Linked DNA regions of Homo sapiens: all the other regions are linked to region 1. A link is a loop called in an ENCODE intact Hi-C map of the cell type or tissue named here. Cell type or tissue: dorsolateral prefrontal cortex. All regions are shown on one strand. Each heading gives the region's core, and the rest is flanking DNA. Links, peaks and the distances in the headings are about the cores only.

Evidence for each region. Hi-C counts contacts between places; a loop is a spot of excess contacts. Peaks named below come from ENCODE experiments on the same cell type or tissue, not always from the same donor. Only the 100,000 strongest peaks of a DNase experiment are listed, where the experiment ranks them.
Region 2: a loop joins it to region 1, with 3 times the contacts of the local background. A loop is called at or near these places in 2 of 110 quality-filtered maps.
Region 3: it touches region 1 in a loop (2.1-fold over the local background); 10 of 110 quality-filtered maps call a loop at or near these places.

What each region holds. Positions count from the first base shown.
Region 1 is chr3:183,500,779-183,504,898 of GRCh38, forward strand. All of the region lies in intron 3 of KLHL6 (kelch like family member 6), which reads right to left. Among named protein-coding and RNA genes, the nearest start is that of KLHL6-AS1, 46 kb to the right of the region's middle. In dorsolateral prefrontal cortex, for the core only: CTCF peaks have their summits at 2,231 and 3,156; a DNase peak (open chromatin) is centred at 2,183.
Region 2 is chr3:183,823,717-183,827,836 of GRCh38, forward strand. MAP6D1 (MAP6 domain containing 1) reads right to left here and starts at 1,861. Exons shown (of 3, transcript NM_024871.4): 1 at 1,431-1,861. The coding sequence starts at 1,831. It also overlaps a transcript of PARL not described here. RefSeq lists silencers at 1,439-1,568, 1,589-1,658, 1,719-2,068. In dorsolateral prefrontal cortex, for the core only: CTCF peaks have their summits at 2,078 (motif pointing right) and 2,279; DNase peaks (open chromatin) are centred at 1,189, 1,329, 2,055 and 2,305; H3K4me3 peaks cover 1,546 bases; H3K27ac peaks cover 2,500 bases.
Region 3 is chr3:183,574,404-183,578,523 of GRCh38, forward strand. No RefSeq gene overlaps it. Among named protein-coding and RNA genes, the nearest start is that of KLHL6, 21 kb to the left of the region's middle. In dorsolateral prefrontal cortex, for the core only: no CTCF peak of the experiment used is centred there; a DNase peak (open chromatin) is centred at 2,293; H3K27ac peaks cover 909 bases.

The DNA.
Region 1 (4,120 bases), core at 733-3,232:
AGGCAGCAACCGTTTCCCAGATGGCCAAAGTCGCCAATTTTCCCGCAAAATTAGACTGATCTAACACAGACTACAGAACTTCGATTCTGCCCATAGGTGGTAACAAATAGGTTACAGTAGCAAAGACTGAGCCCTCAGATAGTGAATCCAACCAAGAGCCACAAATAGTCAGACCAGCCAACTCCCAGCCTCTACTTTTCCATAACAGTCTTTGTTTGTTCGGTTGGTTTTCTGTGCCTAGGAGCCTGGTACAGTGAGTTCCGCATCCTCCGTTCTTGAGGCTGGACCACGGCCGTAAAGTTTGTGGCAGGGCTGTTCCTTACAGGTCAGCAGAGTGGGGATGGGTGTGGCTGGACAAAGCCTAGGCAATGGGCTGGCCCTGACGGTATGGACAGCAGAACAGTGCCGGGATAAGGGTGAAGGGGTGGGCCAGGGAACCTGGAGGCACCATGAGAGCACCAAGCTGGCAGGACAGGATCTGGGCAATGGCACCAAAGACAAACTTTGCTGCTCTGCAACTTTCTCTTCAGGTGTCAGCCCTGGTTCCTGTCCCTAAACCACCTTCCCCACAGCTGAGGCACAGCCACCAGCACTAATCTATGTGGTCCTCTTTCGGAGGGGATCTAGGTGTTTCAGGGCAATGCTTAGAAAAAAGCACCGGCCTCCCTGAATTCATTCCCTTATGACCCTTTCTTCACTTCCGGGAACCAGGCCTCAGCCTCCACTCCGAAGCTCCCCTCGTCTTATCTGCAATGCTTGCTCTCCTGACCCAGTAACCTGTTGGGTGATTGAGAGGCTGCTAGGAGGACTGGACTAGCCGTGATCTTACCTCCTGACCCCCAGGGCTGGCACCTCGTTCCTTGGTCCTGACCTACGAAAGGCTCTCCTCCTGCTGGCTAAATTTCCTGGGTCCCTGCCTGCTGCCTGGATCTCCCCATAATATTCTATTCTCAATTTCCCATGCTACCACCCCAATCCACTTACCCTTTAAGGCACTGTGAGTAATTTACCATGTCACTTTGCCCTTTTCTCCAGGAAGCCATTCCTAACTTTGCACACATTCTCATAACCCTGAATTTCCCCCACAACGGCCCTTTTCATGCTTCATTGTAATTTACCGTAAGGCCCCTGATGGCAGGAACAGCCCTTTTTCTCCAGTGGATCCTCAGCACCAAGAATAGTACCTGGAGCTTGTGGGCATCTATAAACATTGATTAAATGAGCGAGTGAGCTGGGTGCAGTGGCTCACGCCTGCAATCCCAGCACTTTGGGAGGTCGAGGCAGGTGGATCACCTGAGGTCAGGAGTTCGAGATCAGCCTGGCCAACAAGGTGAAACCCAGTCTCTACTAAAAATAAAAAAGAAAATAAAAAAATTAGCAAGGTGTGGTGGCAGGCACCTGTAATCCTAGCTACTCGGGAGGCTGAGGCAGGAGAATCACTTGAATCTAAGAGGCAGAGGGTGCAGTGAGCCAACGTCGCAGCATTGCACTCCAGCCTGGGCAACAAGAGCGAAACTCCATCTCAAAAAAAAAAAAAATGAGTGAATGGATGAGTGAATGAATGGGCAAGCTAGGTAACTCAGTCTAAATCATTGTGGTAGTGAGCATCCACGATGGCCCCAGTGATCCCTGCTTCCTGGTATTCACATCTGTGTAGTTCCCTCCATGCTGTTCTAGAATTGGTCTCTATGACCAACAGATTACAGCAGAAGTGATGATACATCACTTCTGAAATTAGGCTATAAAAGGCACTACCAGCTTGCATCCTGATTGCTCTCTCAGTCTTTCTTAGGTCATTTGCTCTGGGGGAGGTCAGCTGATATAGAGATGCCCATATGGCAAGAAACTGAGGCTCCCAACCAGCAGCCAGCAAGGATCTGATGCCTGCCAACAGTACAGTAAGTGTGAGCTTGAATCTCATAATGAACTTTGAGATTACTGCAGCCCCAGCCAAGAGCTTTACTGCAACTTCATAAGAGACCCTGAGCCAGAAGCACCCAGCTAAACCACTCCTACATTCTGACACTCAGAGCCTGTTAGATAGTAAGTGTTTGTTATTTTAAAGTTTTCAGTTTGGGGGTAATTTGTTATGCAGCAATTGAGAACTAACACAATCATCTAGCTGATGGGCTTGGCTAGGGTAATGAGACCTGTCTTATAATTCAGCACCACGGAGCTGCCGAGTGGTGGCATCATTACCACATTGTAAGTTCAGCTACATTTGGCAAAATACTAACCCCAAAGCCATGACAAATGTCAATCTGAAGTCTGAGACGTGCCACTTTGTTGCAGACATATGGAAGTGTTTGCCAATGAATTGCATGCAACAATCAGGCATAACCAGTTTATTTTCAGATTGTTAAAAACAGAGCAGATAATTGCACCTTAATGACTGCTCACTGTCCACAGATCTTATACTAGGGGACAGAGTGAGCATATTGTTTCAGCAAAGCTGTCCTTGGGCTGGAGCCTCTGCTCCCCTTTCCCCACATCACACATGTCAGAGTAATGTTTGGTATAGATCAGGTTCATGTCTGAAAACTTAAGAGGCAGTTAAATGAAGAGGCAAATTTCCTCTGTCCCCAAAGTTCTCTTTCAATGAAGGTTCCAGCTACCATTCCCAAATCAAATGGAGACTGACATTTGCTTTTGGTGTGTTCTAAAATTTCCTGTTGTTAACACCAGTTTAGAGGATGGGCAAGGTTAGAAGAGAAAGATGGGCTGGGCACGGTGGCTCACACCTGTAATCCCAGCACTTTGGGAGGTCGAGGCAGGCAGATCACCTGAGGTTGGGAGTTTGAGACCAGCCTGACCAACATGGAGGAACCCCGTCTCTATTAAAAATACAAACTTAGCCAGGGGTGGTGGCACATGCCTGTAATCCCATCTACTCAGGAGGCTGAGGCAGGAGAATCTCTTGAACCTGGGAGGCAGAGGTTGCAGTGAGCCGAGATCGCACCATTGCACTCCAGCCTGGGCAACAAGAACAAAAGTCTGTCTGAAGAAAAAACAAAACAAAATAAAACAAAAATGGGAAAGATGATGATAGGACAAGAGGGTTAAAGTTTGGTAAATGAAGGGTACGGGGAGAAATGTGTTCACAGAGTAGCCTCCAGGCTCACACTACTGTCATCAGGAGTCAACCCAAGACCATTCCAGCAGGGAGCAGACTGACTCAGGGAATCAACTGGCAATGAGACCCCAATTAGGAGGTCATGGTGGCTGGTTGGTTGGTTCAGTTGTCCAAACTATAAAATGAAGATGAGAAAGTGCCTTGAGAAGGATTTGGGAAAATAAGGCCACAAAAACCTGAGACACAGTGAAAAGACTGGTTTTAACCCCAGAGAAGGAAAATGATTGATTGTGAGAGATGGAGCAACAATAAACGAACCAAGTGGCAATGGCAACAGCTTCCATTTGTGGGGCACTTAGCTTGTACCAGACACTGTGCTAAGCGTTCCATTCATTACTTAACTCTCAAGACAGTTCTATCAGTTGGTAGGTATTATTACCCCCATGTTACAGATCAGAACTGAGCCTTAGCATAGCTAAGTAACTGCCTGAGATTACACTGTAAATAAATTGTGGAGTCAAGATTAACACCCAGATCTCTGCCTGACTCCAAGCCCAGGTTCTCACCACTGAAGAATTTTCCAGATGTCAGAATTCTCTCTCCTCCTAAATCTAAAGCTTATAATGTCTGACTCTGCCCCCAGCACCTCGGAAATACAAAAGGCAATAAAAATATTTCATTGCAGCAATTTTGCAGAAGACAGGGTAGGGACCTTTTATATCAGAGAAAATCTTTATCATCTGCATTTCAAGGACTTAGAAAATAGGAAGCAGAAACAAAAATAGCAAAAATATTGGAAGTATAGTTGATCAAGGCACAGTATATGTTTAAATTGTTTTAAAGTGCTATTTATTTTAACTTTTAGGTTCAGCATGTGCAGATTTGTTATATAGGTAAATTGTGTGTTGTGGGGGTTTGGTGTACAGATTATTTCATCATCCGTATGATGAAATCATACATAAGCATAGTACCTGATAGGTAGTTTTTCAGTCCTCACCTTCTTCTCATCCTCTACCCTCAAGTAGGCCCTGGTATCTTTTGTTCCCT
Region 2 (4,120 bases), core at 1,097-3,596, 320 kb after region 1:
AGGCAGACATTGCAGTGAGCCGAGATTGCACCACTGCACTCCAGCCTGGGTGACAGAGCGAGACTCCGTCTCCAAAAAAAAAAGTTAAAAAGATAGGCAATACATGGACATGTTACAAAGGCAAAAAAAGCAATCGTTCAAAAGAGCAGAGTGAAAAGCCTTCCACCCCTGGCAGTCCCTATCAAGTTCCTCTCCCTAACGGTACCATCTCCTCAGACATCCATCAGGGCATCCTGTGCTTATTTGAGCATATGTGTGTATATTAATACCCCTTTTTAAAACACAAATAGCCTACGTGCTGCTGGGCACCTTGCTTTTTTGGTATGCGTATATTTAAGATCCGCTGGGTTTCAGTATCCCATTTCATGGCTGTGCTATAATTAACCAGTTCCCTACATCAGCAGGACAAGGGGTTTGTTGTACAATGTCTCCACCTATCTTACGCTCCTGAGCTCCCACCCTACCTTGTAGGATACCTGTAGGGAAAATTCCTAGTAGTGAAATAGCTGCATCAAAGGAAAAGTAGTGCTTTTAATAGTCCCACATTAGAAACACCCTAAATAGTCAATGGTAAGGAAGTAGATAAATAAAACTTGAAGATATAAAGGCATATCCATAGGATAAAATACTGCACGTTTATTAAAATTCATGTTGCAGAACATGTAGTAACACGGACAGACTTCTACAACTGGTGAAAAAAGTGTACAGTAAGAATCTAACCACGTAAAAATATATCAGTGCATATGCACCAAATGCACATTACGGAGTAGAAAGAACTCGTCTGGGGAGGGATCAAGGAGATACGTATTTTGTTGTAATTTCTGTACTTTCCCATTTTTCTACAGTATGAATTACTTTTGTGGTAAGAGGAAAAAAGGGAGAAAGCCCTCGGCTGTCCAGGAGCAGAGCTGGGCTGGGAGGTGGGGAGGGCCCGCGGACCCGTTCTCCCTGAAAGCCCCTGTCACAGTGGGACTCTGAAGGGCTCACCCACACGGGACCCTGCGCTCGGTCCTCACCACCAACGCCCGCACACTAGGCAGTGACCGGAGAGAGCTGGGGGACATGGCCTGCGCGCACCCCTCGCACGGCTAGGCCCGGCGGTGGGAGTTAAAGGGAGGCCGGTTCCAACTCGGCTGAAGGCAGGCCATTCTGACGGCTGCCCCCAGGAGGGCGGCTGCGAGGGCAGCGGTGCGCTCCCGGCACGGGGGTGCTCGAGCACTGAGTCCGGGCATGGAGCAGCGAAGGCGCCGCCTGCAGTGCCCACGGACCAAACGGGGGTGACCTCTGAGGCCGCCGGCAGCTCCGAGGTCGCGTGGGATCCGGGCTCCAGGCGCCTCCGCTCTGCCGCCCACCCCATCCCTCTGGCTCCGGGCCTCCGCGTCCTCCCACCACAGGGTGGGGACTCGTTGCGGTCCCTACCCAGCCCATACCTGTACGACGTGGTCACTGCTGCAGCCGCGTCCGCGTCGCCGATGGGCAGCACGTAGACCCCGCGGGCGCCGGGCGCAGGTGGCGCGGAGGACTGCGCGGAGGATTTGCCCCTGCGGCCGCCCGCCCCCGGTCCGCGCCCCGGCGGCGGATCCTTGGGCCCGGCGGGCGTGGTCCACAAGCCGAAGTCCCGCTGGTACTGAGTGAGCGGCACGTCCCGGCCGGAATCCCGGGCGCCCGCGGGAGGCTGGCCCCTGCGCGAGGCGGCGCCGCCCGTGCCCGGCTCCTCGCTGTCGAGGTCCGAGTAGCCGTGCAGAGTGAGCGGCACCGCCACGTCGGAGCGGTCCAGCTGGTTCCAGCGCCGCGCCAGGCAGCACAGGCGGCTGATACAGGGCCACGCCATGCCAGCCCCGGCGCCCGCCGCCCCGCTCCCGGCGCGCGGCGCTCCCGGCCGCGCCTCCTGCGCCCAGCGTCCCCGCCCCCGCGGCCCGCCCCGCGCCGCCGCAGCACCGCCCCCCGGCACGAGGGTGGGCGTCCCGGGAGGGGGCGCACTCGGCGGCAGCCCCACTTGGCCGGGGCCGGCTGCGCACGGCTGGAGCTGGAGGGAGCGCGGATGGGGGAAAGGCTGCACCGTCGCCAGGGGGCACCGGAAACCGCCTGCATTCATTTACAAGTGTCCATCTCGAAGAATGCCTCAGAATTGAATCCAAAGTTCCCTCAGTGTCATCTTATAAATGGCCCCGGCTTCGCAGAGGCCAAGGGCCCGATGGTCGCAGCTGGGAGCAGTCCGCCAGCCGGGAGGTTCTCCATGTGGCCTCGGGACGCCCAGCGACTGCTGCATTTGTGCCAGGCTGCACCGCATGGACTCCGCGGGCACAGGGGCAGGTGCAGCAATGAGGGTGTCAGAGAAGACTCGGGGCCCTGCTTCCCGGAGAACACGTGTTTCAGTCAGCCTGTGAGTCGCCGCCTATTTGCCTTTAGGATGCTAGTCTACATTTGTGACAACCAATCCACTTTTCATTAGAATTGGCATTAGCCACCAATCGACCTTTCCCTGGGTTCTGAAATTCCTAATTTTAAAGCATGGCCATTTGCAAAAGCTTTAGTTTGATAAAGCGGCCACAGAACTGGCCACAAGGCTATCAAGTTCCTTTCCTCCTGTGCATGCATGGCTGTTTTCAGGCAGAGCTGTTGAGGGATCCTCCAGCGTAAAGGCAGGTCTGTTCAATGCAGGACACCGTCTCAAACAACTCCCTGACCACCCACAAACGCTTTTCTGAATATTTGACACATGCTCTCGGTATACACTGCAGACCAATTACTAATAACACTACTGAGACAGCATTAATTACCCAGAGCTCCATTTCAAGGTTGTACTTGGAAGGTATCCAGTCTGCGCCTGGGAGGGGACTGCAGCACATCCCTGGCCAGTCAGAAAACAGATTCATCTCCCAAAACATTGCCTGTCTTAGCTTGAAGTTGTAGCAAAGTGACATGACGGCTGCCTAGAAGTGGCAGCAGGTCAGCTGAGCAGGCCAGGCCATGTCCCAGCAGGCAGCAGGCGAGGCGCCAGGTGTAGAGGGAGATCCTGGAAAATGACACACAGGGGCCGGGTCAGAGTGAACTCTTTGTGGACTGTCCGCCACGGCCCTGGGTTAGCCAGCCTGGCAGATGGCGCTTGGGACTAAAATTCTCCATCTCGCAGGAAAAGAGAGCAGCTCTCTTTTTATTACTTCATTGATCAAACAACAGTCAAAGAGCAGTTGCTATGTGCTAGGAATAATTCTGGGTGCCTTCAGGAGGTTTAGTGTGGTAGTGAGGGACGGAAGGAAGTGTAATTGAACTGACAAGGCCAGGTCAGCATGAGAGGGAGGCAGGCTGGGGAAAGCTGGACTCGCCACCTGTTGTGAGGGAGGGTGGTTGGGCCAGGTGGGAATGTAGGTCACGGGGGAGGAGGGTTCAGCTGAGGTAGCAGACCATGGAGGGTCTTGGTGGCCACACTAAGGAATTTTAGCTTTTCATATGGCCGGGTGCAGATGGCTCATGCGTGGAATCCCAGCACTTTGGGAGGCTGAGGCAAGAGGACTGCTTGAGCCCAGGAGTTTGAGAACTGCCTGGGCAACACAGTGAGACCCTGTCTCTACAAAAAACTTTTAAAAATTAGCCAGGCGTGGTAGTGTGTGCCTGCAGTGCCAGCTACTTGGAGGCTGAGGCTTGAGCCCAGGACTTCAAGGCTACAGTGAGCTATGATTGCACCACTGAACTCCAGCCTGGACGAGAGAGAGAGAGAGAGACCCTGTCTCAAATAAATAAAAGTTTTTCACAGGTGACAACAAAGGAATGACAGACATGTTTTTAGCACTCTGGCAGGCATATGGAGAAGCACAGGGTTGCTTTGGAGACCAGCTGGAAGAACAGGCTCAACAGTCCAGGGACTAAGAAGTGAGGACCACCACGGAGTCACAGGCACTGGGAAGGCTGAGGGGCTGAATTCTAGAAATAAGAGGCGAGAGAGGGAGATCTCGAATGGCTCCGGGTTTCAGACTTCACCGATTGCTCGTGTCACTCCTTAAGCCGAGTGCTATTTGAGGGGCCTGTGCAGGGCGGGGGGGTGGTCCCAGAGCCTGGAACCATGCGTGTGTTGCAGTAGACACATTTACTAAGAGTACAGAGAGATTCTGTGGGTCTGGAG
Region 3 (4,120 bases), core at 1,097-3,596, 74 kb after region 1:
GGGAGTGGTGGTGCATGCCTGTAATCCCAGCTACTCAGGAGGCTAAGGCAGGAGAATCGCTTGAACCTGGGAGGCAGAGGTTTCTGTGAGCCGCGATCGCGCCATTGCACTCCAGCCTGGGTGACAAGAGCAAAACTCCATCTCAAAAAATAAAAATAAATAAAAAATTTTAAAAAAAAATTCAGCAAATGGGCTTATGTCTAACGTACATTCAAATGAGAAAACAAAACCCACCACTCTGAGTTTGCTTAAAACTGACCATCTTTGTCTCAATTGTGTTAAATTTATGAGTGCTACTAGTATCAAAGGAGAGCTACCTAATTCCGTCTAGAGAAGGATCTCTCTGTAACACTCCAGCGGTCCACTGTGCCTGCCGAAGGGCAGGATTGCACTCACAACTGCAGACACAATTTGCAGAGTGCTATTGAATTGGGCTGCCTGGAAGGTCCCCAGTGAAGGATGCATTGATTGACCCTCTCCTGGTAAAGCTGGTCCACAGAGGGAACCAGCAACCTTTCCCAGGACAATCCTAGTATTATAAATTGTATCCTGCTGGGTGTGGTGGCTCACACCTGTAATCCCAGCACTTTGGGAGGCCAAGGCAGGAGGATCACTTGAGCCCAGGAGTTGGAGACCAGCCTGAGCAACAAAGCGAGTCTCCATTTCTACAAAAAATAAAAATATTAGTCAGGCCCAGTGGCAGGCACCTGTAGTCCTAGCTACTCAGGAGGCTGAGGTGACAGCATCCCTTGAGCCCATGAGTTTGAGGTAGCAGTGAGCTATGATCACGCCACTGAGTGCCATCCTTGGTGTCAAAATGAGACCCCATCTCTAAAAATAAAAAAAAAGTTGTGTTCTTTTTCCCCAGAGATACACTGCTATTTATCACTCCTATGAGAATTAGTATAGTGCAATGGCTAAGAGAAGGTACTCGGAGTCAGACTGCCTGCCTGAGTTTGAATCTCATCTTTATCATTTACTAGTTGTGTGATCTTGGACAAGTTATTAAACTTCATGTGTCTCAGTTTTCTCATTTGTAAGATAAGATTGATGGTAATAGTACCTAGCTCATAGGGCTGACAAACTCTTCAATTCAACATTTACTTTTTTTCCTTTATAATATACACTTGGCAGATTTAAGTCCAATGGGCTTAAATTGAGGATAGGATAGTCACAACGTCAAGCCCGCTTAATTGTTTCCATCTTTGTCTTACTTACATTAAACCTGACATCTATAGCCCAGTGGTACAGTCCTCAAATTGGGTCCTGAGAGGAGCATCACCTGAGAACTTGTTAAAAATGCAAATTCTCGGGCAGGCCCTACTCCAGCCCCACTGAATCAGAAACTCTGGGGATGAAACCCAGAAACTCAGGTTTTAAGAAACCATCCAGGCCGGGCGCGGTGGCTCATGCCTGTAATCCCAGCACTTTGGGAAGCCAAGGCGGGCAGATCACCTGAGGTCGGGAGTTCGAGACCAGCCTGGCCAACATGGTGAAACCCCATCTCTACTAAAAATACGAAAATTAGCCGGGCATGGTGGCAGGCGCCTGTAATCCCAGCTACTAGGGAGGCTGAAGCGGGAGAATTGCTTGAACCTGGGAGGCAGAGGTTGGCGTGAGCTGAGATCATGCCACTGCGCTCCAGCCTGGGCAACAGAGGGAAACTCCATCTCAAAAAAATAAATAAATAAAAAGAAAGAAAAGAAAGAAACCATCCAGGTGATTGTAATGCTCACTTAAGTTTGAGAACCACTGGCTTAACGTTTAAGATGAAGGGCCCTGGAACTAGCCTGCGTAGATTTAAAGCCAAGCTCTGCCACTTTCTCGCTGTGTAAACTTGGGCAAGTTGCCTAACCACTGTATCCTTTAGTTTCCTATCTGTAAAATAATAATAATAACAATGACAAATTTTTTTAAATTACAATAGATAAATAGATATAAGCAACTTCTTAGGATTATTGTTAGATTCTTAGGATTATTCTTAGAATGAAGTGAATTGGATAAATGCTTTATGTCAGGGTCCAGTTAGGAGATGGAAAACAGATGAGTTGTTTTAACAGTGAGAATTTAACACAGAGAATGCTTAGCTAGGTAATAAAGAATGAACGATGTAACTGAAAAAGCAAAAAGAGAACAATAAGCTATCACAGAGGTAAAAACTGCAGGAAGCAGCTTGTAGGGCTGAGAGAACAAAGGGAAGAGGTTGCCGTTATTAAGACTTAGAAGCTCAGAGGGGAGTCCCATGGGACTGAGACACAGACTTCTGAGGATGAGGTACCGGCTGGCTGTCAGCCATCTCTTCAGAGATGCAATGAGGCTGGCTTTGCCAATTGGAAAAACTGCAAGCTGGATTGAACTGCTTCTGCTAGACTGAAGAAGCAGCATTGCTGGATGATAGTGACAGGCACAGGAAGTCAACCAGAAATAAATGGAAAGCCAACGGGAAAACGTCCCTTCTTTCTCATCCAGTCCTGCAACCTCCCTCTAATGGTCCTTTATTAATAGAGCCTAACAGGAAGAAGGGGACAAAGGAAAAATGCAGTTTGCAGAGTTCCAGCCCCTGCATCACACAGCCAAATATAGAAGAGTGGGAGACAAGTTTGAAGCTGAGGGACAAGAGTTTCATCGCTGACACAGTGCTCAATAATTGTTAGTTATTCTAATAATCACTAGTATCAGAATTTTATTTCCATTACACACATTTTTATAATATAATGAGGGCAAGGTACAGTCAATTATTTAAATAATTGAACACACATACAGGATCACTGCTAAAGCTGAACTAATGGCTGGCAGGCTGGAACAAAACCATGTGGCAGGTCATTTGTCCACTGATACACAGCAATGTATCGGTGGCCTTCGAAATTAACCTATGAAAAGCCACCATGTAATATGCATGTGTGATATGTACGGGGTATAAGAAAACTTAAAATTTGCAAATCAAGGAATCAGCGAGTAGTACCTCTATTTTATAGCTCAGGAAATGAGGGAGAGATTGTTCACCCAAGTCATGCAGCCAGTAAGTGGCAGAGCAGGGATTTGAGCTGAGGTCTGATTCCCTGTGCCTCTCTCTATTTCCTCTCTGTTGAATGAAGATGAGTAGCTATCCCACAGAGCTATTAGGAGGACTAAAGAAGTTAATGCATGTAATGGGTTTGGCACATAGCCTGGCATATTATAGAGAGTTCAACAAATGTTGGCCATTGTTAGAATTCCAAGCCTGGAGTTGTTTCTATCATACCAGGCTATCCCATACATGCGTTCATTGTCAAAACTTTACAGCATTTGCAGGATCGAACTGCAAAGAAGAAGAGAGATGAAGTTGGAAAAAAATGCCTTTAAAAATTCTTTTAATCGTAATCTATTTGCTACCAAATCTTTCTGAGGGCAATCATTCATTGTGGACTCTCAATTATAGACAAATACTTATTGAGTACCAGCCATATATACAGTAATTGCTGGAGACGTAACACTGAGACGGTCACAGCCCCACCTTCAAGCGTCTCATCGTCTCTTTGGGGACTTAGGCGGCAGAGATGATGCAGAGTGAGGGCTGTGATGGAGGGCATACTGGATGCTCCGGGAGCCTGTAACAGGGGAACCTGACCTAGACTCGAGGAAGCCAGAGAAAGCTTTCATGGAGGAAGTTACATCTAAGTTGAAAGCTGAAAGACATAGGAGAGTGTTAAGCATTCTAAACAAAGGGACCAACGTGAAAAAAAGAAAATGCTTAGAGGGAAGAGGGAGCAAGAGGCATTCAGAGATCTAAAGGAAGCTGATTGTGGCATGGAGGTTGGGGTGGCCAACAGGTAAAACTGGAGAGGTCCCAGAGCCTGTTCCTGAAGGAATATGTGAGCCACAGGACCCTGGGCATGAACTGGAGGGCAGTGTAGGACGCTGGTCTTTAAGAAAGCCAGTGACAATCAGATGTACACTTAAGATCTACCCTGGCTATGGTGTGGAGGATGGCTTGAAGTGAGGTAAGACAAGAGGTGAGGAAATCAGAAAGCTGCTTCCTGCTGCCCACAGATGAGAGAAGACAGAGCTCTGAAATAGGGAAGGGGCTGAGGGGATGGAGGAAAGTGAATGGATTCAAGAAATATTTAAAAGGTAGAGCTGA